3 separate regions of the Homo sapiens genome follow, and all the other regions are linked to region 1. The links are chromatin loops, found by intact Hi-C in ENCODE. Cell type or tissue: PC-3. All regions are shown on one strand.

The links. A loop is a pair of places that touch in the nucleus more often than their neighbours do. Peaks named below come from ENCODE experiments on the same cell type or tissue, not always from the same donor. Only the 100,000 strongest peaks of a DNase experiment are listed, where the experiment ranks them.
Region 2: a loop joins it to region 1, with 4 times the contacts of the local background. A loop is called at or near these places in 2 of 110 quality-filtered maps.
Region 3: a loop joins it to region 1, with 10 times the contacts of the local background. A loop is called at or near these places in 2 of 110 quality-filtered maps.

What each region holds. Positions count from the first base shown.
Region 1 is chr3:159,763,022-159,771,021 of GRCh38, forward strand. The region is part of intron 4 of IQCJ-SCHIP1 (IQCJ-SCHIP1 readthrough); the gene reads left to right. It overlaps SCHIP1 (schwannomin interacting protein 1), which reads left to right. Exons shown (of 8, transcript NM_014575.4): 2 at 1,422-2,117. IQCJ-SCHIP1-AS1 (IQCJ-SCHIP1 readthrough antisense RNA 1) reads right to left here and starts at 5,591. Exons shown (of 3, transcript NR_121669.1): 1 at 5,553-5,591; 2 at 5,283-5,478; 3 at 2,361-2,722. RefSeq lists silencers at 563-782, 893-972 and an enhancer at 1,071-1,648. In PC-3, CTCF peaks have their summits at 3,736 and 3,941; DNase peaks (open chromatin) are centred at 230, 930, 2,420, 2,790 and 2 weaker places; H3K4me3 peaks cover 4,558 bases; H3K27ac peaks cover 3,507 bases.
Region 2 is chr3:159,160,195-159,168,194 of GRCh38, forward strand. The region is part of intron 1 of IQCJ-SCHIP1 (IQCJ-SCHIP1 readthrough); the gene reads left to right. The region is part of intron 1 of IQCJ (IQ motif containing J); the gene reads left to right. Among named protein-coding and RNA genes, the nearest start is that of IQCJ-SCHIP1, 95 kb to the left of the region's middle. In PC-3, no CTCF peak of the experiment used is centred here; a DNase peak (open chromatin) is centred at 4,077; H3K27ac peaks cover 1,973 bases.
Region 3 is chr3:159,925,621-159,933,620 of GRCh38, forward strand. All of the region lies in intron 9 of IL12A-AS1 (IL12A antisense RNA 1), which reads right to left. Among named protein-coding and RNA genes, the nearest start is that of IL12A, 59 kb to the right of the region's middle. RefSeq lists an enhancer at 4,065-4,214. In PC-3, a CTCF peak has its summit at 3,941 (motif pointing right); DNase peaks (open chromatin) are centred at 3,261 and 4,051; H3K4me3 peaks cover 708 bases; H3K27ac peaks cover 2,940 bases.

The DNA of each region.
Region 1 (8,000 bases):
GTCCTTTCTCGCACTTACCCTCCATTCCCCTTACACACACCTCGCTGAGGTCATCCTCAGCGTGCAGCCCGGAGGGGAAGGGAAACGTGAGCTAAAGCAACAGGTTCCACCCACAGCCTGAACTTGGAAGGGGATGCGGCGGCGGCAAGGCGGCTGGAGCTGCGCGGTGGAGGGAGAGGAAGCGGCGAGGAGGAAGGTGGAAGGGAAATGATGGTGCATGACCACCGAGCACACGTCACTCGGGCTCCCACATGGGCTTGTGTATGTGCGTGTGTGAGGGGAGGGAGGTCCTTCACAGGGTCACTCGGGCACTTCCGCGTGGAATAGGAGGCGCCAGGCTCGTGCTTTGGGATGCCGGGTGGCTTCGGCGGGGTAACGAGTCACGCAGAGACGGCTTGAGGCAAGCCAAGAAAATACGGGTGTCGGCGTGAAAATACACCACTCTTCCCAGCGCGCCGCCCTTGCTAACTGGCTGGACCTGCGCCCCTAACGCCCAGTGCCCCCTTCTTTTGGGCCTATCTTGGCCCCTCCAACCCCATCCCAGCCTGCCTCCTGCTCCAGCCTGCCGCCGCGAAAACCGGGACTGCGGACTGCGCCGCGCCCGGCAGCCTCTGGGCATGCTCGGTGGCGGGACCGGCTCCACCGCCAGGAGGGCGCGTCCTCCCTCCCCTAGGGCGGTGACGGCGCCTGCAGCGACTTGCCGCCGCGCCCCGGCCAGGCACACCTTTTGGGGAGGCGGGGGACCACCCTGCCCGGCGTGGGCCGAGAGCGCCCCCCACCCCGAGCCTTCCGGCGGGTGGGAGGAGGGGCCGGCCAGGGAGACGCGGAGGCGGGAGTGAGACCTCCGACTGCCAGCGGTTCCTTACAAAGTAAAGCTCAGCTCGCGCGCGGACCCGGGCTCCCAGCCGCGGGCGGGGAAGGGGCGGGGCGGGGCGGGGCCGGGCCGGGCCGGGCCGGGGCGGGGGGTGGTCTCAGCGCCTAGAGCGAGATGCGAAATTAGTAGCCGCCCACCCCCTTCTCAGTTCCCGCCCCCAGGGAATTATAATTTCCTGGGAAAGTGTCTGGTTCTCGGAGAATCCTTGGGGCGGGGTAAAGGGGCGCGCCTGGCGCAAAATGGTTAATACAAAGTCTGCGCGCGCCGCGGGGCCCCTTGTATGAAAAGTGTGCGCGCTGGTGGCTGGGCACCCCTTTGCTAATTTGAGGGTTAGTTACCGGCAGGAAGTCTGGTTGTGCGAGAGGAAAGGCGGGCAGGAGGGAAGCCTCAGGCTGGTGCTGGCTCCCGCCCCCAGGCCTCCTTGGGGGACGCACCTCTGACCCAGCGGGCGCAGGGTGCGGGGCACTGAGCCGGGGCATTTGGGGCGGGTGGCGGGAGGCTGGAGCAGGCTTGGCCCAGCAGCTCACTCTCTACCTCCTCCCCCTAGGATTACCGAGAGGATGGGATGGATCTAGGCAGTGACGCCGGCAGCAGCAGCAGCAGCAGCCGCGCCAGTTCACAGTCCAACTCCACCAAAGTGACCCCTTGCTCCGAGTGCAAATCTTCATCGTCGCCGGGGGGCAGCCTGGACTTGGTGTCTGCCCTGGAGGACTATGAGGAGCCCTTCCCGGTCTACCAGAAGAAGGTGATTGATGAGTGGGCGCCGGAGGAGGACGGGGAGGAGGAGGAAGAGGAGGACGAGCGCGACCAGCGAGGGTACCGGGATGACCGCTCTCCGGCCCGGGAACCGGGGGACGTAAGCGCCAGGACCCGCAGCGGCGGCGGCGGGGGCAGGAGCGCCACCACCGCCATGCCGCCCCCGGTGCCCAACGGCAACCTCCACCAGCACGACCCCCAGGACCTCAGGCACAATGGCAACGTGGTGGTGGCTGGCCGGCCGAGCTGTTCCCGGGGCCCCCGCCGGGCGATCCAAAAGCCCCAGCCGGCTGGGGGCCGGCGCAGTGGCCGCGGCCCGGCGGCTGGGGGGCTCTGCCTTCAGCCCCCAGACGGCGGGACGTGCGTCCCCGAAGAGCCCCCGGTGCCACCTATGGATTGGGAGGCGCTGGAGAAGCATCTGGCCGGGCTGCAGTTCCGGGAGCAGGAGGTACGGAACCAGGGCCAGGCGAGGACCAACTCCACCTCCGTAAGTTGGCCGGGGTGCGTGCCCACGCGCGCACACACGCGTACACACCCCGCGCACAGCCCGCACGCCCCCTCCCTGCGCTCCCGCCCGCCCGCGGCCCCATTCATTCTTCCTCGAGGGTGGGGGCCAGGCCAGAGAGCCTGCCGTCTGCTCCCCTGGGGATAAGGTTGCTCGGTCTGTGAGCTGTCTGGGTTTGCAGGATGGGCGGAGAGGAAGGAGGAGCAGCCAGAGGGCAGCGGAAAGTCGGGTTAGTGGAACCGGCGACTCATTTTAATGGAATTACTTATGGAGACCAGGTTGTGAGTCACTTGCCTGAAAATAAATCCGGGGAGATTCTGGCACCAAAAGTCAGTGCCTGCGGGGGATATTTCAAATCGTAATAGTTGTGGCTTTGTCAATCGTGGTGGCTCTCCTCTCGTTGCCACTAATGTCTCATCCATATATAGGCTTGTTCCTATGCACACGCACACATTCGCCTGCCCACACCACCGGTCTGGCAGCGGGGTTCGTTCCGTCTTGTGTTAAGCAGATGCTCCTGTATTTGAATGGGTTGATTTTCCTCCTCTAAGACTTTCTTCCTTTATGAAACCCGAGTTATTGTTGACCTGGGGGAACGGGGTAAATGGACCTGTCAGGATAAGGGAGGGGTTCTTCCCTCGGTCGCCTGACTCACTCCCTCTGCTGTGAATCCCTCCTTGTTTTGATAACGGAGCCACTTACAGTTTCTTCCCGGAGGCTACTGCCTCAATTCAGGAAAGCCAGACAGGGAGGGGTGCTGGAGTGGAAAAGAGGGAGGGAGGAGAGGAGGGCTGCATCTATAATAAGAAGCACTGGCAGGTTCACACTTGTCTCAACATCTTTTTTGCCCCTGAGAGAAGAGCAGATAAATGACTTAAAAGAAAACCATCATGAAGGTAGCTCCCCTGTTTAGCACTGCTTTGAGATAAAGCAACAGTTGTAATTTGAAATCATTAATGATGACCCTAATTAGGGCTGAAGGGCGTAGTTGAAAGGAGCTGCTTTCTGTGTGTGGCAGCTGTGTGGCAGGTGGGAAAATGCTTGCCTTGCGGGTGTAATTTTTGCGACACCAGGACCCCGGGGCTCCTGAAAATTGGGTGCATGCACTTCTGACTTCAGGGGTGAGGATGGTAACTGTGTTTCACAGAGAAATTGCCATGGTTCTATCAGAGAGCGCCCTTGGCTGACAGAGCCTGCTGGTTAGTTTCCCTTGGGAAACTACTTAATAAATTAGCATACTCATTTTAATTCCAGCTGTTTAGGAGTTTACCATGGCCATTAACAGACGTGGAATCTTTCCATTACAGTCAATACTATCTCTTATACCTTGCAATAGAAAATATCCTTTTCCCACTTTGTGCTTGAGAAAAATACCTCATTAATACCTGGGCTTGAACAATGAGTGGGAAATAAGCAGGAGGTTAGTTTGCTATTGCGTGACATTTATACATTCCAGGAAAATTTAGTACTTGGGTATACATGCAAAGTTAGGGTTTGATGGTGACAATGAGCTCCATTATTCAAAAGTTGTGGAACAAATTGTTTTTGAGCACCCATGTATGTGCTGTGTGCCAGGGATGGTTCTGAGTGCTGTAGTTACACATCAGTCCACATGGGGCTGAAATTCTGGTGAGGGAAGGGTAGGGATACAGACTGCCTTCCCTCCAGGAACTTAAAATTTGATGGCTTACCTAGCACCACCTCATACCCCCACCCCCAACGCATCTTCTGGTTATTGTGAAGACTATGAATCTTTCCTTCTTGGGCAGTCTTTGAAACCAATGGTGTATCCTCACCTAGTGAACAGTTTGCATATTTGCATATTTGGGTTTCTTTCCTTCACTTCCAGCTTTCCTGGAAATGCCCCTTCTGGTCATTTCCTCTACAAGTTACACAGAGAAATTTAGATTTCATTGTGTCAAAGCAAGGATGTATACAGAAAAAAGGGAGAAGGAGGTAGCATTTGAGGTTAATGGTGGATTTTTTCATGTTTTGGTTTGTGTTTGAACAAAATTACTAGTCAGTGTTGGTTTAGAATACTGTTTTTCAAACAGTAAGTTTCCCATGAAATCACCTTAGCATTTAAAAAAATGAAATAAAATAGAATGTATGATAGTGTATTGCAGGGAGTCATAGTAAAGTTGGTAATTTTTAAAACTTTAGTTTTATATGTATGGTGGGTTGCAACATAAAGTTTACTTCTCACTATGGGTCGCTGTTATAAAAGATTGAAAAGCACTGATTTAAATCCTGTTTAGTGCTGCCTGGAGTACGTAAGGGAATTTATGACCATGAGGACAGAAACCGGAGAAGAACAAAGGAGCCGTGTGGAAGAGAAGGCCTGCCTTGAAGGAACTGTTCAAATCCAATGATATTTTACTCCTCTTTAAAATGTCTTGTATGAATATATTTAAGTGGCATTAATACACACCACTAGGAATGGGGTATACAATGAAAAGGGGATAGCTTCTCTTCACCAAGTAAGCCTATTCCTACTTCAGGGCTTTTGCCCTTCTGTAACCTCTGCTTGGAAGCAAGTGTCTGGTTCCTTCTCATCATTCCAGACTCAGTTCAACTCTCACCAGCTCAGAGAAGCTGTCCCCCACCACCCTTCCTAAAGTAAAGTAACAGCACTGCACCCCAACTCCAGCACTCCTGGTGTATTGTTTTCTTAGTGCTTGTCACTATCTGACATTATCTTATTTAGTCCTCTATTTTTGGTCCCTCTGAAATGTAGGCGGGAGTTCTTGCCTGTTTTTTAACTCTATAACCTATTGCCTGGAACATGCCTGGGATGGAGTAGGTTCTCAAATATTGAATGAATGAATGAATGAATGTTTATGACAACAACACAACCCATACCTAATCCAACTCCCATTTTACAGTTGAGAAAATTGAAGCCCAGAGAGGTTAAGTGATTTGCCTCAGACCCAGTGAGAAACTTATGAACAGGGTTTTGTTCTTTCTTGTGACACCAGACTAGTTCCCCGCCCCCTTTTTTAATGCTTAAAATAATTTGAAATAAAAGGAAAGGAAGGAGCTCCCACCTCCCTGAAACTTAAAGGGTTTCCTATTGACAAGTCTCTTATTGCACTTCCTTAGAATTAAGGACATAAGTAAACTGGGAAATCATCAAAACCCCCTTACTTATGAGTCTTCTTTTGTAGACAGGGTTTTGTATTGTTTTGTTTCAATGACATACTATTGGGTTCTGCAGAGCAGGGTAGTGACAGAATCCATGTCTCCTCACTCCACATCCAGTGCTCTTTCCTTCCTCTTAGTTGTGGTGATGCACGCAGAAGGATGACTGAGGTCTCAAAAATGGGATGACAATCAGCTATCCCTAATTCAGATAAGATTGAGAGGCAAATTTAAAAATGCACAATGTTTAGGTGGGATTTAAAACCTAGCACTGACCTTCACTTTGCGATGGGTTTAGAAAACTAATCTCTCTCTTGGTATCTGTGGAGGATGATGAGCTTGGATGCTGTCAGGAACTATCTTTGGTGTCACAGCATGGAAGGGCCTGGGGAGTCCTGATGGAAACACTCTAGTGACTGGATCCTTGCTCCATCTCAGAGCTGGGGGCTCAAGACAGACCTCCAGCACCTGGTCCAGCCCTCCACTGTGATGTCATCACCTGGGACAGCCATATCCCCAGTAGTTCGCATTGTGCCTGGCACAAATAAATGCTTGAAACATGCAGAGAGGGTGAGGGGCTCTACCCAAAAACCAGAACTACTCCCAGAAGTGCCCCTTCCATGGGCAGCCCCTGCTCATCTGGTGTCAGTGTGCTTCTCACAGTCCTGCCCTGGGCTTGTATTCCGTCTTGTGCGTGAACACTCTTAATAAATTCAAGGGCCATAGATGGAGTAAAGAAAGGTTCTGGGGTTGGTGCCTTTGATGTCAGATTAGGAGTCCTGCTTGCAGAAGTTCATGTTTCTCTTAAATTCTTATCTTCTTGCCTACTCTAACTCTGGTGCACAGGACTGGACAGTTTTCCCTCTTATGAGAGCGGGCCACAAACAGTCGGCTTTCTCTCTTCTGCTTCTCCAGGACCTTAGTGCATCACTGTAGCCCTCTTGCTCCTGTTCAAAAGGCTCTGTGGACCTGTTGCCAAGTGGGGTGGGAGGGGGGGCACTGCCTCAGTGTACTCTTCCTCCTAAATGGAATATAATTACACATCTTTTTCTCTGTGTTTGTCCCTGAGGCTTCCTGTCCTTCATGGGACGTGTTCCTCCATGTCTAGCCTGTTCCCTGTCTCTGGAGACTCAGCCTATTTTGACGCTTTTCTTTAAAAATAGCTTTATTGGCCAGGCATGGTGGCTCAGGCCTGTAATCCCAGCACTTTGGGAGGCCAAGGCAGGCGGATCACCTGAGGTCAGGAGTTCGAGACCAGCCTGGCCAACGTGGTGAAACCCCATCTCTACTAAAAATACAAAAATTAGCCGGGCATGGTGGCGGGCGCCTGTAATCCCAGCTACTCGGGAGGCTGAGGCAGGAGAATCGCTTAAACCCAGGAGGCGGAGGTTGCAGTGAGCCAAGATCACACCATTGCACTCCAGCCTGGGTGACAAGAGTGAAGCTTCGTCTCAAAAATTAAATAAAATAAAATAAAAATAGCTTTATTAAGGTATAAGTGACATACATCAACTGTACATAGTTAAAATGTACAATTTGATGAGTTTTGACATATGTATGGCATATGTATGTGTTTTGACACACCTGTGAAACCATCATGAACATCAAGATAATGAACATATTTAGCATCCCCAAAAGTATCCTTGCACTCCTTTGTAATACCACCATCTTGTCCCTAGGCAACCAACTGATCTGATTTCTATGTTATAGATTAGTTTATGCCTTCTAAAATTAACATAAGTGGAATCACAGTATGTGTGGATTTTTGTGTGGCTTCTTTAACTCAGAAAGTGATTATTTTGAGATTCATCCATGTTATTGTATATATCAGTGGTTCGTTTGAACTCTTGCTGAGTAGTGTTCCATTTTGTGGATATACCATTTTCATCTGTTGTTATACATGTGCATTGTTTCTAGGTTTTGGCTATTACAAATAACATTGTTATGGACACATGTATACACTTTATCTATTTATTTTTGGGGTGAAGTTTTGCTCTTGTCACCCAGGCTGGAGTGCAATGATGCTATCTTGGCTCACTGCCACCTCCGCCTGCTCAGTTCAAGTGATTCTCCTGCCTCAGCCTCCTGAGTAGCTGGGATTACAGGCAGCCACCATCATGCCTGGCTAATTTTTGTATTTTTGTAGAGACGGGGTGTCACCATGTTGGTCAAGCTGATCTTGAACTCCTGACCTCAGGTAATCCGCCCACCTTCGCCTCCCAAAGTGCTGGGATTACAGGTGTGAGCCACTGTGCCGGGCCTGAATATACACTTTCATTTCTCTTGGGTAAATAACTAGAAATAAGAACGGCTTGATCACGTGGTAGGTGTATGTTTACCTGTGTAAGAAGCTGCCTGTCTTCCAAGGAAGTACTATTTTACTTTGCCATCACATGATGCTTAAATCACTGAAAGAGGTTTCCCCTTTTCCCATTGCTCTATTCCATCTGCATCCTGCTTTCCAGGACACCTCCCTTCAGGTGGCTGGGTGGCTGCTCCCTCCCTCTTAAGAGAAAACAACAAGAGAGCAAGGAGATCACTTGTCACATCCAACCAGTCTTTACTCCTGTTGTTTAAAAAAGGAAAGGAATCATTTTTAAATTAGAGAAGAGCTCTAGCTGTAGACTCAACACATTTTAAGTGCAGTTTTATTATTTTTTAGTGCCTCTGACAGGTGCATTTTCCTCATTTAATGAGAAGATAAGAACAATTTTAATTGACACG
Region 2 (8,000 bases), 600 kb before region 1:
TGCTGCCCTGTTTCCATCACCAACACTCACACCTTCATCCGGGGGAGGAGGTACTCATTATGGCTGTAATTTTTTGAGCACTTACCACATATCCAACATAATTCTATTATTATTTTTTTCTTTTTTGAGATGGAGTCTTGCTCTGTCACCAAAGCTGGAGTGCAGTGGTGTGATCTCGGCTCACTGCAACCTCTGCCTCTGGGGTTCAAGCCATTCTTCTGCCTCAACCTCCTGAGTAGCTGGGATTATAGATGTGTGCCATCACGCCCAGCTGATTTTTGTATTTTTGTTGTTGTTGTAATTGTGATTTATATTTTTATTTTTTTATTTTATTATTTTATTTTATTATTATTATACTTTAAGTTTTAGGGTACATGTGCACAATGTGCAGGTTAGTTACATATGTATGCATGTGCCATGCTGGTGTGCTGCACCCATTAACTCGTCATTTAGCATTAGGTATATCTCCTAAAGCTATCCCTTCCCCCTCCCCCCACCCCACAACTGTCCCCAGAGTGTGATGTTCCCCTTCCTGTGTCCATGTGTTCTCATTGTTCAATTCCCACCTATGAGTGAGAATATGCGGTGTTTGGTTTTTTGTTCTTGCGATAGTTTACTGAGAATGATGATTTCCAATTTCATCCGTGTCCCTACAAAGGACATGAACTCATCATTTTTATGGCTGCATAGTATTCCATGGTGTATATATGCCACACTTTCTTATTCCAGTCTATCATGGTTGGACATTTGGGTTGGTTCCAAGTCTTTGCTATTATGAATAATGCCGCAATAAACATACGTGTGCATGTGTCTTTATAGCAGCATGATTTATAGTCCTTTGGGTATATACCCAGTAATGGGATGGCTAGGTCAAATGATATTTCTAGTTCTAGATCCCTGAGGAATCGCCACATCCACTTCCACAATAGTTGAACTAGTTTACAGTCCCACCAACAGTGTAAAAGTGTTCCTATTTCTCCACATCCTCTCCAGCACCTGTTTCCTGACTTTTTAATGATTGCCATTGTAACTGGTGTGAGATGGTATGTCATTGTGGTTTTGATTTGCATTTCTCTGATGGCCAGTGATGGTGGAGCACTTTTTCATGTGTTTTTTGGCTGCATAAATGCCTTCTTTTGAGAAGTGTCTGTTCATGTCCTTTGCCCACTTTTTGATGTGGTTGTTTGTTTTTTTCTTGTAAATTTGTTTGAGTTCATTGTAGATTCTGGATATTAGCCCTTTGTCAGATGAGTAGGTTGTGAAAATTTTCTCCCAATTTGTAGGTTGCCTGCTCACTCTGATGGTAGTTTCTTTTTCTGTGCAGAAGCTCTTTAGTTTAATTCGATCCCATTTGTCAATTTTGGCTTTTGTTGCCATTGCTTTTGGTGTTTTAGACATGAAGTCCTTGCCCATGCCTATGTCCAGAATGGTAATGTCCAGGTTTTCTTCTAGGGTTTTTATGGTTTTAGGTCTAACGTTTAAGTTTTTAATCCATCTTGAATTAATTTTTGTATAAGGTGTAAGGAAGGGATCCAGTTTCAGCTTTCTACCTATGGCTAGCCAGTTTTCCCAGCACCATTTATTAAATAGGGAATCCTTTCCTCATTGCTTGTTTTTCTCAGGTTTGTCAAAGATCAGATAGCTGTAGATATGTGGCGTTATTTCTGAGGGCTCTGTTCTGTTCCATTGATCTATATCTCTGTTTTGGTACCAGTACCATGCTGTTTTGGTTACTGTAGCCTTGAAGTATAGTTCGAAGTCAGGTAGCGTGATGCCTCCAGCTTTGTTCTTTTGGCTTAGGATTGACTTGGCGACACGGGCTCTTTTTTGGTGCCATATGAACTTTAAAGAAGTTTTTTCCAATTCTGTGAAGAAAGTCATTGGTACCTTGATGGGGATGGCATTGAATCTGTAAATTACCTTGGGCAGTATGGCCATTTTCACAATATTGATTCTTCCTACCCATGAGCATGGAATGTTCTTCCATTTGTTTGTATCCTCTTTTATTTCCTTGAGCAGTGGTTGGTAGTTCTCCTTGAAGAGGTCCTTCACATCCCTTGTAAGCTGGATTCCTAGGTATTTTATTCTCTTTGAAGCAATTGTGAATGGGAGTTCACCCATGATTTGGCTGTCTGTTTGTCTGTTATTGGTGTATAAGAATGCTTGTGATTTTTGTACATTGATTTTGTATCCTGAGACTTTGCTGAAGTTGCTTATCAGCTTAAGGAGATTTTGGGCTGAGACAGTGGGGTTTTCTAGATATACAATCATGTCATCTGCAAAGAGGGACAATTTGACTTCCTCTTTTCCTAATTGAATATCCTTTATTTCCTTCTCCTGCCTAATTGCCCTGGGCAGCACTTCCAACACTATGTTGAATAGGAGTGGTGAGAGAGATAGAGACACAAAAAACCCTTCAAAAAATTAATGAATCCAGGAGCTGGTTTTTTGAAAGGATCAACAAAATTGATAGACCACTAGCAAGACTAATATAGAAGAAAAGAGAGAAGAATCAAATAGACGCAATAAAAAATGATAAAGGGGATATCACCACCGATCCTACAGAAATACAAACTACCGTCAGAGAATACTACAAACACCTCTATGCAAATAAACTAGAAAATCTAGAAGAAATGGATAAATTCCTTGACAAATACACCCTCCCAAGACTAAACCAGGAAGAAGTTGAATCTCTGAATAGACCAATAACAGGCTCTGAAATTGTGGCAATAATCAGTAGCTTACCAACTAAAAAGAGTCCAGGACCAGATGGATTCACAGCCGAATTCTACCAGAGGTACAAGGAGGAACTGGTACCATTCCTTCTGAAACTATTCTGATCAGTAGAAAAAGAGGGAATCCTCCCTAACTCATTTTATGAGGCCAGCATAATTCTGATACCAAAGCTGGGCAGAGACACAACCAAAAAAGAGAATTTGAGACCAATATCCTTGATGAACATTGATGCAAAAATCCTCAATAAAATAGTGGCAAACCGAATCCAGCAGCACATCAAAAAGCTTATCCACCATGATCAAGTGGGCTTCAGCCCTGGGATGCAAGCCTGGTTCAATATACACAAATCAATGAATGTAATCCAGCATATAAACAGAACCAAAGACAAAAACCACATGACTATCTCAATAGATGCAGAAAAGGCCTTTGACAAAATTCAACAACCCTTCATGCTAAAAACTCTCAATAAATTAGGTATTGATGGGACGTATCTCAAAATAATAAGAGCTATCTATGACAAACCCACAGCCAGTATCATACTGAATGGGCAAAAACTGGAAGCATTCCCTTTGAAAACTGGCACAAGACAGGGATGCCCTAATTTTTGTATTTTTAGTAGAGATGGGGTTTCACCATGTTGGCCAGGCTGGTCTTGAACTTCTGAGCTCAGGTAAGCCTCCCACCTAGGCCTCCCAAAGTGCTGGGATTACAGACTTGAGCCACCATGCCCAGCCTCATTTTTCATGTATTATCTCACTTGATCCTTGTAACAATCCTAGAAAGTAGGATGTGATTATCTCTCCCCTTTTACAGGAAGTAACTGAGGCAAAGAGTGTTTATTATCTGCCCAAGGTCACACACTAGTAGCAGAACCATACTGGAGGTTGGGAAGTCTGGCTTCAAAGCCCACACCTGAACACTGCATACACTACGCTTGAGGTATGAGCACATCAGGCCTCATTCTCTGCATATGTGTACCAGGCAGAGAGCATTCTCTTTCACCATAATTACATGGTGATTAACTGCCTTAACTTACAAAAGCTTAGAAATCCATCTGAGTGCAAATCTGGGAATCTTTAATCTTTAGGTTAAATATGCAAAGTAGTTTAGAAAAAAAATCAAGAAATGAATTCAAAGTATAATTGTGCTATATTTGTTAATAGCTTGGCAAGTTAAATTCACCCAAGTGGTAACCCCTTTAAACTTACTTTATAAAACTTCTAAGGGATCATAAAACCCAAAAGTAAATGAGTCATGTCAAAAGGTTGTCCTTGGGTTCTCTGCCAGAGCTATGATCACTCCTGGCCTTTTTGCTACAATAAGAAACTCTCAGGTTATACTTCCTGCTTCCCCACTGACCTGCCTTTTACAGTACTAGGTATGTACAAATCAGATGTTCACAAAGTAGGGAGTGGCCATATTTTCTTTGCTACTGAATCTCAGGTTTATTGCTTTGTCTTACTGTCTTTAAAAGTATTTTAAAAATGCTTACTAAACTCTCAGTCAAGCTTTGCTTTATTGTGTAAGCCTACTATAATTAGAATTAGGTTCAGCTCTCCAGGCGCGGTGGCTAACACCTATAATCCCAGCACTTTGTAAGGCCAAGGTGGGCGGATCACCTGAGGTCAGGAGTTCGAGACCAGCCTAGTCAACATGGTGAAACCCTGTCTCTAGTAAAAATACAAAAATTAGCTGAGCATGGTGGCACATGCCTGTAATCCCAGCTACTTGGGAGGCTGAGGCAGGAGAATCGCTTGAACCTGGGAGGCAGAGGCTGTGGTGAGCCGAGATCACGCCATTGCACTCCAGCCTGGGTGACAGAGAGAGACTCCATCCCCTCCCCCCCAAAAAAGAGGTTCAGCTGCGTGTGACAGAAAGCCCAAAATAACAGTGCATTAAATATCATAAAGTCTTATTTTTCTCTAGAGCTCTTTTGGAAGGTATACCATGATTAAGCATTTTCTAGATCTTAGTTCCACTGTTCTCACATTTCATTCTTGACTTCATGGTCTAATGTGGCTGCTAGAGCTCCATCAACCACATCTTTATTTTAGGCAGCTTTGTGCTATACAGTACTTGTATTTACATCTTATTCACCAAAATTAGGCACATGATTACATACAGGCAAGGGAAACTGAAAAATGTACCAAACTAAAAGTAGGAATTTTACTGCTATGAAAGAAAGGTGAAATGGATGTAGGCCTGTAGTTAGGAGCCTTTGCTACACAAACTACTTAGTTACCTTAATTATGATTGAAGCATCACTAGGGACACATACCCTAAGCTCAATTGCCTCATGAGGCAAATAAATGTCTTGAATGTTCTATTTGCATGTCCAAATATATACTGTGATGATAGCACATATCACAAGGTGTTAAGGTATTAGTCCACCCAGATGGCACATCATGTTAACAGGGTCTTCTGAATACAAATGCTCAACTCAGGGACTGACTCCAAGAGTGGTAACTTCAGGTACTATGTGCCAGAGAAAGACAGATGTGGGGGATGGCAGGACTTTGGTTTATCCCTCAGATTATATTACACAGGCAATTGTGTATTCTCTGTGAACATAAAGCTATGTCTGTATTTTCAATTACAACAGAAACTATACTGAAACAAGCCTCATTTTGTGAAGCTGGGGCTATTGTTAAATTCTATTAAAGTATATTTTATAAAATGTTAAAGCTTCTTTTTTTTTTTTTGAGACAGATTCTCACTCTGTTGCCAGGCTGGAGTGCAGTGGCTCGACCTCGGCTCACTGCAACCTCTGCCTCCCGGGTTCAAGCAATTCTCCTGCCTCAGCCTCCTGAGTAGCTGGGACTACAGGCATGTGCCACCATGCCCAGCTAATTTTTGTATTTTTTTTTTTTTTTTTTTTTTAGTAAAGACAGGGTTTCACCATGTTGGCCAGGGTGGTCTCCATCTCTTGACCTCGTGATCTCCCCACCTAGGCCTTCCAAAGTGCTGGGATTCAGGCATGAGCCACCGCGCCCGGCCAAAGCATCTGTTTTTTTGTTTTGAAGTAAATACATATGTGTCTTTGGAAGTCTTTGGCATCTTGCAAGTGCATCATGCATTTGAGTCGCTGGCTCATTTTCCTACTTTTCTGATTTTCAAAGAAATAATTTTATTGATGTTTTTCTCCAGCAGGTGGAAATCCTAACAGATTCATGCAATGCAGGAAGGAGTTGCTAAGCAACCGTTTCCACTGTTTAAAAAAAAAAATCCAAACAAACCTTCCTTTTAAATACCAGCAGCATGTGATAAATTAGATAACTCTTCATCCAACTTTGAGCAAACTTATATAATTTACAAAAATTATATCATCCATTTCTGTTTCCTGCTCTTTTGTAACTTTCATCAACAATGGCACAATCTTCAAAGATGCAGTTTTAGATCTGGGTCAAGCTAACCGTGGAGCATAACACATAACAGTTAGAAATCCTGCTGTACTCTCAGTTATGGCTTTGCCAACCTGACATCCATTGACATGAGAATTCTTATAATCTGTCTTTGATGTCTTTGGAGTTAAAATTATGTTGGGACAAGTCTTGGGTCCTTCAGAAAAGTGGATTCTTTGTGGGCACTGGATTGTAATTAAACTTTAACACTAGCTCCTTTACTCCCCCAAATAAATTAAGTGATTTAATATAAAAGAACTAGCTCAAGAATTTGGGGATATTACCCTTTCTAGCACCAAGTGCAGCAGTGTGCATTCGGGAGCATTTAAATATATTTATCAGATTTTCTTCTGTGTGGAGGCTGGAGGATGGTTTCCTCAGGTTACAGGAGTACTTTATGCAAAGGAAAAATTGAAGGATCCCTCTAATCAGCCAGTAGCTGATTTCAAGACAAAGGCTCAGAATTCTTCCTAGAGGAAATATTAAAGAATATTTTAGTATTCGAGGTGTGCTCCCTCAGCAAGTCTTCCAAGAGGCTGTTGGGAGTGGCCGCTGGTAAGCTGGGGTAGATACTGTTATGGGGCATGTGTCTAATGCATCTGCAAATACTAGGGATATTGGAAACTTAATCCTGCCTATATCATAAAATTAAATTCTGTAGGAGGCAACCCTGGTATTTCCTAGTCTGACTGGTGGACTTGCATATACAAGGCTGCCATTGATCAAACTAAAAATTGGCAAGGTTTGCCTTTGACCCCTACTTATTTATTCTGCTGGGGACTCACCCAACATTCCTGTTGCCCAGAAATCAATACCAGCACAGGTATTTCTTGCCATTTGAACATGAAAATCTACTGGATTCAGCTACTGTGAAATTCTTGTACTTCTATAGCTTTTTATAACATGAGTTTTCATAGTCCTTATCTCATTTGCCTCCCTATAGCAACACTATTGATAAAGCAAAGCAGAATAATTGATTTCCATTTTCTGAAAAGGAAAATTGGTCATCCAAGTCACGGAGCTGAAATTGGAACCGAGAACTTTCTACTTTCAGTTTAGGGCTCTAGTCATAACATTGCAGCTCATAATTTCTGTTTTGCATCTCTTTTTTAGTGCACCCTGCTAAATGATTGATTAATAATACATTAAAATAAAGTGAGTTAAATTCTCATTGGGTCATCTTAGCTTAAAATGTTGTCCTTTACAGATAACATTTGAATCTCAATCCTGGAATATAATGCTATATTTAAGTGGACATTTAAAGCGTCATGAATTGTTTTGAAGATGGAAGAAAGTATTTTCAGGCAGAATTCTTGAATTAATTAATTAGTAAGTCAATATTGGATGAGTTTCTACCAGGTTACCAGCCCTGGTGTTACAGAAGGAAGCAAAACAGACATAATCCCTACCTTTATGTATTTTACGTCCCAGGTAGCTCATTTGTATCTACAAAATAGATATATTTTGTCTATATCTAAGGTTGCCTTTGCTGTGAAGGTAAGACTATCAAATGCTGGCCATGATAGAGGAGGAAGAGAAGAGAAGACAAGAGATAAAACTTAATTCCATAGGTTTACAAACTATTCTTTGTCACTTCTTTTCAGAGAAGTTTTGCACCACCTAGATGGGCCCGCAGAGGCAGGGAAGGTAAGGAAGATTGGTAGATGCTGGCAGTAAAATTCTTGCCCAGGTGAGCTGGCCTTTTTCCCCCAATTCTAGGACCATCTGTGGCCTCAGAGAGGGGGCCACAGTGTGTGGTGAGAGGGCACTGATGGTGTTGAGTAGACTGGATGTGAGAACAACCAGTCCTGTTTCAAAGTACATCTGCAGAAGTTCTCACTGCTAGGGATCCGGCCTTTACCA
Region 3 (8,000 bases), 160 kb after region 1:
CAAAGGGCCCAGGACTGTGTTTGGCACATAGTAAGTACTCAGAGTTGAGAATGAATGAATATGTGCCTGAAAGTTGCTTGGTGATGATTCTGTACAGAGGCATAAAAGATTTTCTTCACTGTTCATGCTAGGCTTAGAATCCCCAAACCAAGTTCTCAAATCCTCCCCTAAACTGAAAGTATCCTCCCTGGAGATATACATCAGACATTGCTGAATATCTCAAATGAGAAGCAATTACACTTATTTCCCTCCAGTGCTTTCCCTTCTTTAGAAGAATTTCCCTCTTATGAGCCTGGCATCTACCTTGTCTTGCCTTCCTGGATGCCTCATCCATGCACAAGCTGAGCTCCCTGAGGTGTTAATAGCTGGGCCGGCCGGCTCCCTGGGTCCTTCAGCTCTGTCTCCAGTTCCCAGTAACAATGGCATCAGCCTGCGATCTCGGAGCCATAATGACTTCTAACCCACATGTATGTTCTCCAGGTTTCTTCCTTATTCAGCCATCTAAAAGGTCTCACTTTAGTCTGGAGATTCATGCCGCATACTAGGAGGCAGAGGGGAAAGAAAAATTTGCAGTCCAAAGACCTGAGTTCAAACTAGCCAGCAGATCTTGAGCAATTGCTCTGAATCAAATCTCCAAAATGGGCATAAGAAAGGTTCCTGCCCTGCAGGGGCATTCTGTGTATGGGAAGGTATGTTAAAACGACTTTGAAAACTAAACATTTTCATGTCAAAAGATGAAATTTGGCATCCTGAGAAGGTATTTAGTGATGCTCCCATTCATTCTCTCAATATTGTAAGTACTTTATCAACTAGATAAAGTTGATTAAAATCAATTGTCTGGCATGGCGTGTGTGTGCTCTGTGCCATGGCACACAGTAGAGAAGAGCAGGGCTGGATTCATACTCAGGTCTTTGGGTCTAAGTCCACCTGTTTTTCCATTCTGCTGGACAGCTGGTTTCCAGGTCAGCAGGAAGCAAGCATTCCTGCTCAGGAGGGCAGGCCATAGTGTATGGTGACTTCCTCTGCATATTCCTCTACTCTTGGTCTCCCAAACCCTAGTTTCCCCCCTTTTCTTCAGGGCTTTGGTGCTCCTCAAGACCACAAATCCATCTGTTAAGATGGGGGCGGTCTTTTCTTCTTCCTGAAGGCTTTGGCCCCTGGGCCGAGGCAAGCCCGTATTCATTGCTTCATAACAGTTATTTATACCTCTTCATGGGATTCTCATCCATGCACCACCCATTCAAAATTTCCTGATTAGAGACCAGCCAGTAGCAGTGGTTCACACGTGTAATCCCAGCACTTTGAAGGCCAAGGCAGGAAGACCACTTCGGGTCAGGAGTTTGAGATAAGCCTAAGCAGCATAGCAAGACCCTGTCTCTACAAAAATAAAAATAAAAATTAGCCAGGCATGGTGGTGTGTGCCTGGCATGGTGGTGTAGTCCCAGCTACTCAGGAAACTGAAGCAGGAAAATCTCCTGAGCCCAGGGGTTGGAGGTTCCATTGAACTATGATCATATCACCGAACTCCAGCCTGGGCAACAGGGTGAGACCCCGTTTCTAAAAAACCGACCAACAATAACAACAACATTTTCTGAGTACCTATTATGTGCCAGGTGCTGTCTCAGGTACTTTGGTCACACCAGAATTGAGCCAGGTACAAGTACAGTCCCTAACCTTGAGAACTACCAGCTGGTCTGTGGTGAAGTCAGGATTTGAACCCAGGCAGGTTGTGAGTTTTACATCAAAAGGGTTCTTCGAGTTCATTGAGTCCAATCCTCTCATTTTATAGATGAAAATGCTGCTTCAGTATTGTAAATATTTACAGTATTCTAAGGACTTTGAAACTATGAGATACGTACAAAGGAAGAAAGAGAGGCAAAGAACTTTTAAGTAGCTTGCCTAGGATTGCATAGCCAGGCATAAATGGCAGGGCTGAGATTCAAACCCTGACGGCCCAGCTTCAGTGTCCACACTGTTGACCACTAACCTGTCTGTCTTACTAAATGGGGAGTAGAATGTGGGCCCACTGGAAGCTGCCAGGCCTCGGGTCCACTGCAAGGCACCAGCCCTTCTCCCACATACCTGTCAGGATACCCTCTTCACCACCCAGCATGCCACACAAGGCCTGATCTTGAGGCAGAGAGCAGAAATGGGGTCAGTGGCAGCCCAGGCAACAAACTAGAGAGGAGTTTGTTCTCTGCTGTTTTCTCCCAGCCTTCAGTCAGCCTGGGAGAGTGATTTCCCAGCATCTCCCAAGTCATACAGAAAAGCCCTTGGAGACACAATGGGGGCCAAGCAAATAGCCCCCACCCTCCAGCTGAGCCCTCGCCACTCCTCTCTCGCCAAGTCCTGCAGCCCCTTTTGGCCTTTGCCTGACTTTGAGGGAACAAATCACCAATCTCCAATTAGGACTGACATTTGAGTGGAGAAACTTCAACAGATGGGTTGAGACAGATCTGCGGATTAGATACAGGGCCCTCATGAAATGTCGAGTCAAAAGTCCCCTCTGGGGTCTATCAGGCAAAGCACTCCAACTGGCCCTGAGCAAGGCAGGCCTGTGGAATCTGGACAGAGGCCTCAAGCCTGCCATCTCTGAGCCTGGGCTGCACACACACCACTCCTTGCCTTGCAGCACATTTTTGCAGCTACTTCCTGCTGTCAAAGAACAGACAGACTCATCTCCTTTGTGCTGATGTTTCTGGGTCCCAGCCATGTCAGCATCAGCCTACTTCATGCCCCTGCAATACAAGGAACCTGGTCTGAAAAGCCTTCTAACTCTGCTACTGCTTTCAGGGACCCACAGCCACTTTAAAACCATCACTCATCCCATATTTATTAAGCATACAATATGTGCCAGGCATTGTGCTCAGTGCCAGAGATCAAGTGGTAAATATGGCAAATATGGTCCCCTGCTTTACAGAATTGATGGTCCAATGGGGACACAGGCAATCACAACAAAGACTAATGATTATAGGGCTAGGAAACCTAGCTTAGTCTGGGGGGCCAGGAAAGACTTTCTGGAGGAAATCTGAGATTTAAAACATGAATGGAGTTTAAACAAGCAGAATGAAGAAGAGGAAGGAGAACTGGGCGAAAGAGGATTTGAGTCAGAGAGAGGAACACATGCAGAGGTCTTGGTTTGTGAAGAAATCCTCAGCTTTTAATTAGGGAATGCTGTGAAGAATGTGAGTGATAGGATGGCTATGGAATGTGGAGAAAGGAGGCTGGCAGGACAAGGATGGGCAAGGTCACCAAGGGCTTGTAAACCAAGTTAGAAGTTGTACTTATGAGGACAGCAGAAGCCAGTGTTGGGTTTTATGTAAGCAAAAGTGTGTCTGACTCAGCATTCCATGGTCATGATTCGAGTATAAAAATGAACTGGCCCAGCCAGGCGAAGTGGCTCACGCCTGTAATCCCAGCGCTTTGGAAGACCGAGGCAGGCAGATCACCTGAGCTCAGGAGTTTGAGACCACCCTGGGCAACACTAAAACACAAAAGAGTTAGCCAGGTGTGGTGGCACGTACCTGTAGTCCCAGCTACTAGGGATGCTGAAGCACGAGAATCACTTGAGCCCTGGGGCTGGAGGTTGTAGTGAGCCAAGATTGCACCACTGCACTCCAGCTTGGGCTACGGTGAGACTGATTCAAAAAAAAAAAAAAAAAAAAATGAGCTGGCCCTTGGGCTTGCCGTCACCTCCTCAGATAGGCCTCCGCTGAGCACTCTAGCTTGCCTGGGGAGGAGGGACAGAGCTTTGATGTGAATGGAAGCTGGAAATTGTGATTGTCCCAGGCGTGACTGGTAAGTTATGGGATCCAACTGGGCTATGTTTTAAAGACTTCAACATGGCTCCGTCGATCACATGTCTTGCAAAAAACCAAGCCTTCCATTTCATAGCCAACCAACAGAAGCTCCATCTGGCCCACTTGCTATAGTGAACACCAGAGGGAACCAAAGCCAGACCTTTGAGGAAGAAGTGTGAGGAGGGAGGTGGATGTTTCCCATAAAAGAGTAAACATGAACTTTCACTTTCTCTTGGACTCCAGGGAGGTATCAACAGCAACACTAAAACATTGAAACAGCATTACTTCCGCAAACAACTCACCCTGACAGAGTCTCATTCCTCAAAAAGAATGGTTTTAAAAGAATGGTGTGAACTCCACAAGGTTCAGCAGTAATAGTGAGGGAAACACAATAGGGGAAGGCCTGTGAGCTCATCCTGTGTGGGGAGGGGCCGGCAGGAAGTCCAGGCCCTGCCCTCAGTGACAGCAGGACTCCAACACTCATTCTGGAAGCCAAAATAAAGAAGGGGCGCTGACATGGGGTTGGTTGGGAGAAAGCTGCTTACCTCACAAAGAGGGAAACTAAAACTACCACAAATGTGAACTATGGCTCTGTGAGTGGAGCCAAGGGGAGCGGGATTTCCTCTTGCTGTTCAGGAACAAGGGTTTCATGAGGCAGGTCTCTGGGCCAGACAGAGCCCTCTGTTTCTGCCTGCACATGGCTTCATCCTCAGAGGGTCTTCAGGAAGAAATGAGGCTCGAGTGTTCAAAAGTTCCCATTAGTCTTTACCTTTGAAAGGCCATTTTGAAAAGACTGATGAAAACTTGACACGTGTAAATATTAACCATGTATTGAATTATACACACAGGAATGATGAGCACATCTCATCATCAAGAAACAAGCAGTTATTTTACAAACCACGTACACAATAAAAATCCTTCCATGGAAGCATGTCTCCCCATCTCTGAATACCACAACTCAAGTGTCTAGGTTTGAGGTTTACTCAGGCACTGGACTTTGAGAAGACAGCATTTATTTTTATTTTTGTTTATTTTCTAAAGACAGGGTCTCACTGTTGCTCAGGCTGGAGTGCAGTGGCACAATAATAGTTCAATGCAGCATCAGATTCCTGGGCTCAAGCAATCCTCCTACCTCAGCCTCCTGAGTAGCTGGGACTAGAGGCACACACCACCACACCTGGCTAATTTTTAAAAGTTTTTTGTAGAGTCAGGGTCTTGCTATGTTTTCCAGGCTGCCCTTGAACTCCCGGGCTCAAGTGATCCTCCTGCTGCAGCTTCTCAAAGTGTTAGGATTACAGGGGTGAGCCACTGTGCCCAGTCAGGAGAATAGTATTGATTGATGCATATGAGACTAGCATGCACTAGCATGGACCAGCCTTGACTAAGTCTGGCTCCTGAAAATGAGTTCATAAACCGAGAGTCTCTTTTGGTAATCAATGAAAATGATAAATGGGCTGAGAAATTGACCATTAACTAGGAAAGCTACAGTAATTGGATTCTTTTTTCATCTGGAGAAACGGGTTGAAGAAGAAAAGCCCACAGAGGCTGATGGGGCTTTTGGGAGGAGATCACTTGTTAAGTGTCATTAAATATATAAAAAGTTATGTGAAAAATGGTGAGCAAGATCTTTTTAAATCCACAGAGGAAAAATGAGAAAATGTACTTAACTAGCCACTCAGTCACCTAACCTAGTGGTCCCAACCTTTTTGGCACCAGGGATTGGTTTGATGGAAGACAATTTTTCCACAGGGGTGGCAGGCAGGGATGGTTTTGGGATGAAACTGTTCCACCGAAGATCATCAGGCATGAGTTAGATTCTCTTAAGGAGTGCACAGCCTAGATCCCTCACATATGCATTTTACAGTAGAGTTCACACTCCTGTGATCTGCTGATCTGACAGGAGGCAGAGCTCAGGCGGTAATTCTTACTGGCACTGCTCACCACCTCCTGTGCAGCCCAGTTCCTAACAGGCCATGGACTGGTACCAGCCCACAGCCCAAAGGTGGGGGCCCCTGCACTGAGGACCCCTGCCTTAACCCGTTTTGCACACTCTCTTCCCTCAACTACTATCCTCTGTGTCAAAAGCTATTTGGAGAATCGTGAAGCTTGCTTGTGCTTCAAAACTATGTAAAACTCATTCTAGGACTTTCTCTGCAGTTGTCATTTTTCAAAATGGCTGCCATGAAGCAATTGGCCAGTTTAACAGAATAAAGATCACTAGTAAAATACAGGAGTTCATATGAGTGGACACATTATCTTAGCTATCACATCTGTCCTTGATAGTCCCCTAGCCACCATGGCCAAGGTCACCAGCACCCTGTAAAAATGCTGATAACCAGGCATCAAAGATTTTGAGAACTTTCTAGGCTTCTCTCACATCACACTTGATTTGAGCCCCCTCCCTCTCCAATTCTGCTTCCTAAAACGCCATTCTTTTCCCCCAAACCTAGAGTTTTCCCACAGTCTCTGGGTGGATTACTCAGTTGTCCTGAGATGCAGGTTTTGTTTTTTGTTTCAGCCCTAGTTCATTTGCTGTCTCATCTTTGGTTTTATATTTTATAGCCTATGGGCAAATCCTACCCAGTGTTACTGATCAGCTCCAACACCACAACTCAGCTCCCTAAAGAAGGCTCCTCTTCTCTGGGAGGAGAAAATCAGCTTTTTGGCCATTTGTTGTGTTGTTTTATGGCCCCAAATATGTGAATCAAATAAAAGTTGGTACCCATAGTTTTTAATATTGGTATGGTTTTCATGCAGTAGCTTTACTTTAAGGGGCATCTATCCTAGACGGCCAAATGCTAACAAAAGATCAGGAAGACCTAGCCAACATCTCCCAAATGCCACTCTTTGCAACAAGTAGTGTTAGCATATTACATAAACCATGATTTCATGGTCAAGAAAGTGGCACAAATGCTATGTTTAAGTTTATCATACCTAAACAGTGCTGGCACATAATAGGTATACAATAAGTATTGTTGATTGAATGCATGAACTAAATACACATCTACAGGACTTCTCAGAAGCTTTACTGTTTTGGTGTGCACTATAAATCTCTAAGAGATTTTTCTCAAAACCTGCCCAAGGGATCCCACTCTTATTTTTCAGTGAATGCCAGGTATCATCTCATGGAACACTGTTATGTAGAGGAAATTAGTGTAAGAAATGCTGACCTAGTTCCTTCTCCTCCAAAGTGATATATTCACTATACTCTAGCCAGTTATATCTTTTGACCCAAAGCTACTTAAAATTATTATTTTTTTAAGATGGAGTCCTGCTCTGTCACCCAGGCTGGAGTGCAGTGGCGCGATCACAGCTCACTGCAACCTTCGCCTCCCAGGTTCAAGCAATTCTCCTGCCTCAGCCTCCTGAGTAGCTGGGATTACAGGTACATGCCACCACACCTGGCTAATTTTTTTTTATTTTTAGTAGAGACAGGGTTTCACCATGTTGGACAGGCTGGTCTCGAACTCCTGACATCAAGTGATCTACCTGCCTCGGCCTTCCAAAGTGCTGGGATTACAGGCATGAGCCACCACACCTGGCTAAAATATTTTTAACTATTTATTATAATCAAGCATATTTTCATCCAAATCATGAAAAAGAGCTTCCCACCTATGCATACACCTTTCCATGGAATTCTCCAAAAGATCTCAATAGAAGAGGATTATTGGCCCTTTAGAGAAGTCATATGCACTGAAGACCTTGACTGATTGGTTGAGTCTCCCAAAATAGAAGCTTTTTGGTCATTTGTTGTCTTGTTTTCTGGCCCAAAATACCTGAATCAAATAAAATTTGGCATGCATAGTGTATTAGTCTGTTATCATGCTGCTAATAAAGACATACCTGAGACTGGGTAATTTATAAAGAAAAAGAGGTTTAATGGACTCACAGTTCCACATGGCTGGGGAGGCCTCACGATCATGGCAGGAGGTGAAGGAGGAGCAAGTCACATCTTACATGGCAGCAGGCAAGAGGGCATGTGCAGGGGAACTCCCTTTTATAAAACCATCAGATCTCACAAGACTTATTCACTATCATGGGAACTGCATGGGAAAAACCAGCCCCCATGATTTAATTACCTCCCACCAGGTCCCTCCCATGACACATGAGAATTACGGGAGCTACAATTCAAGACGAGATTTGGATGGGGACATGGCGAAACCATATCATCCCACCCCTGATTTCAAAACCAATCATGCC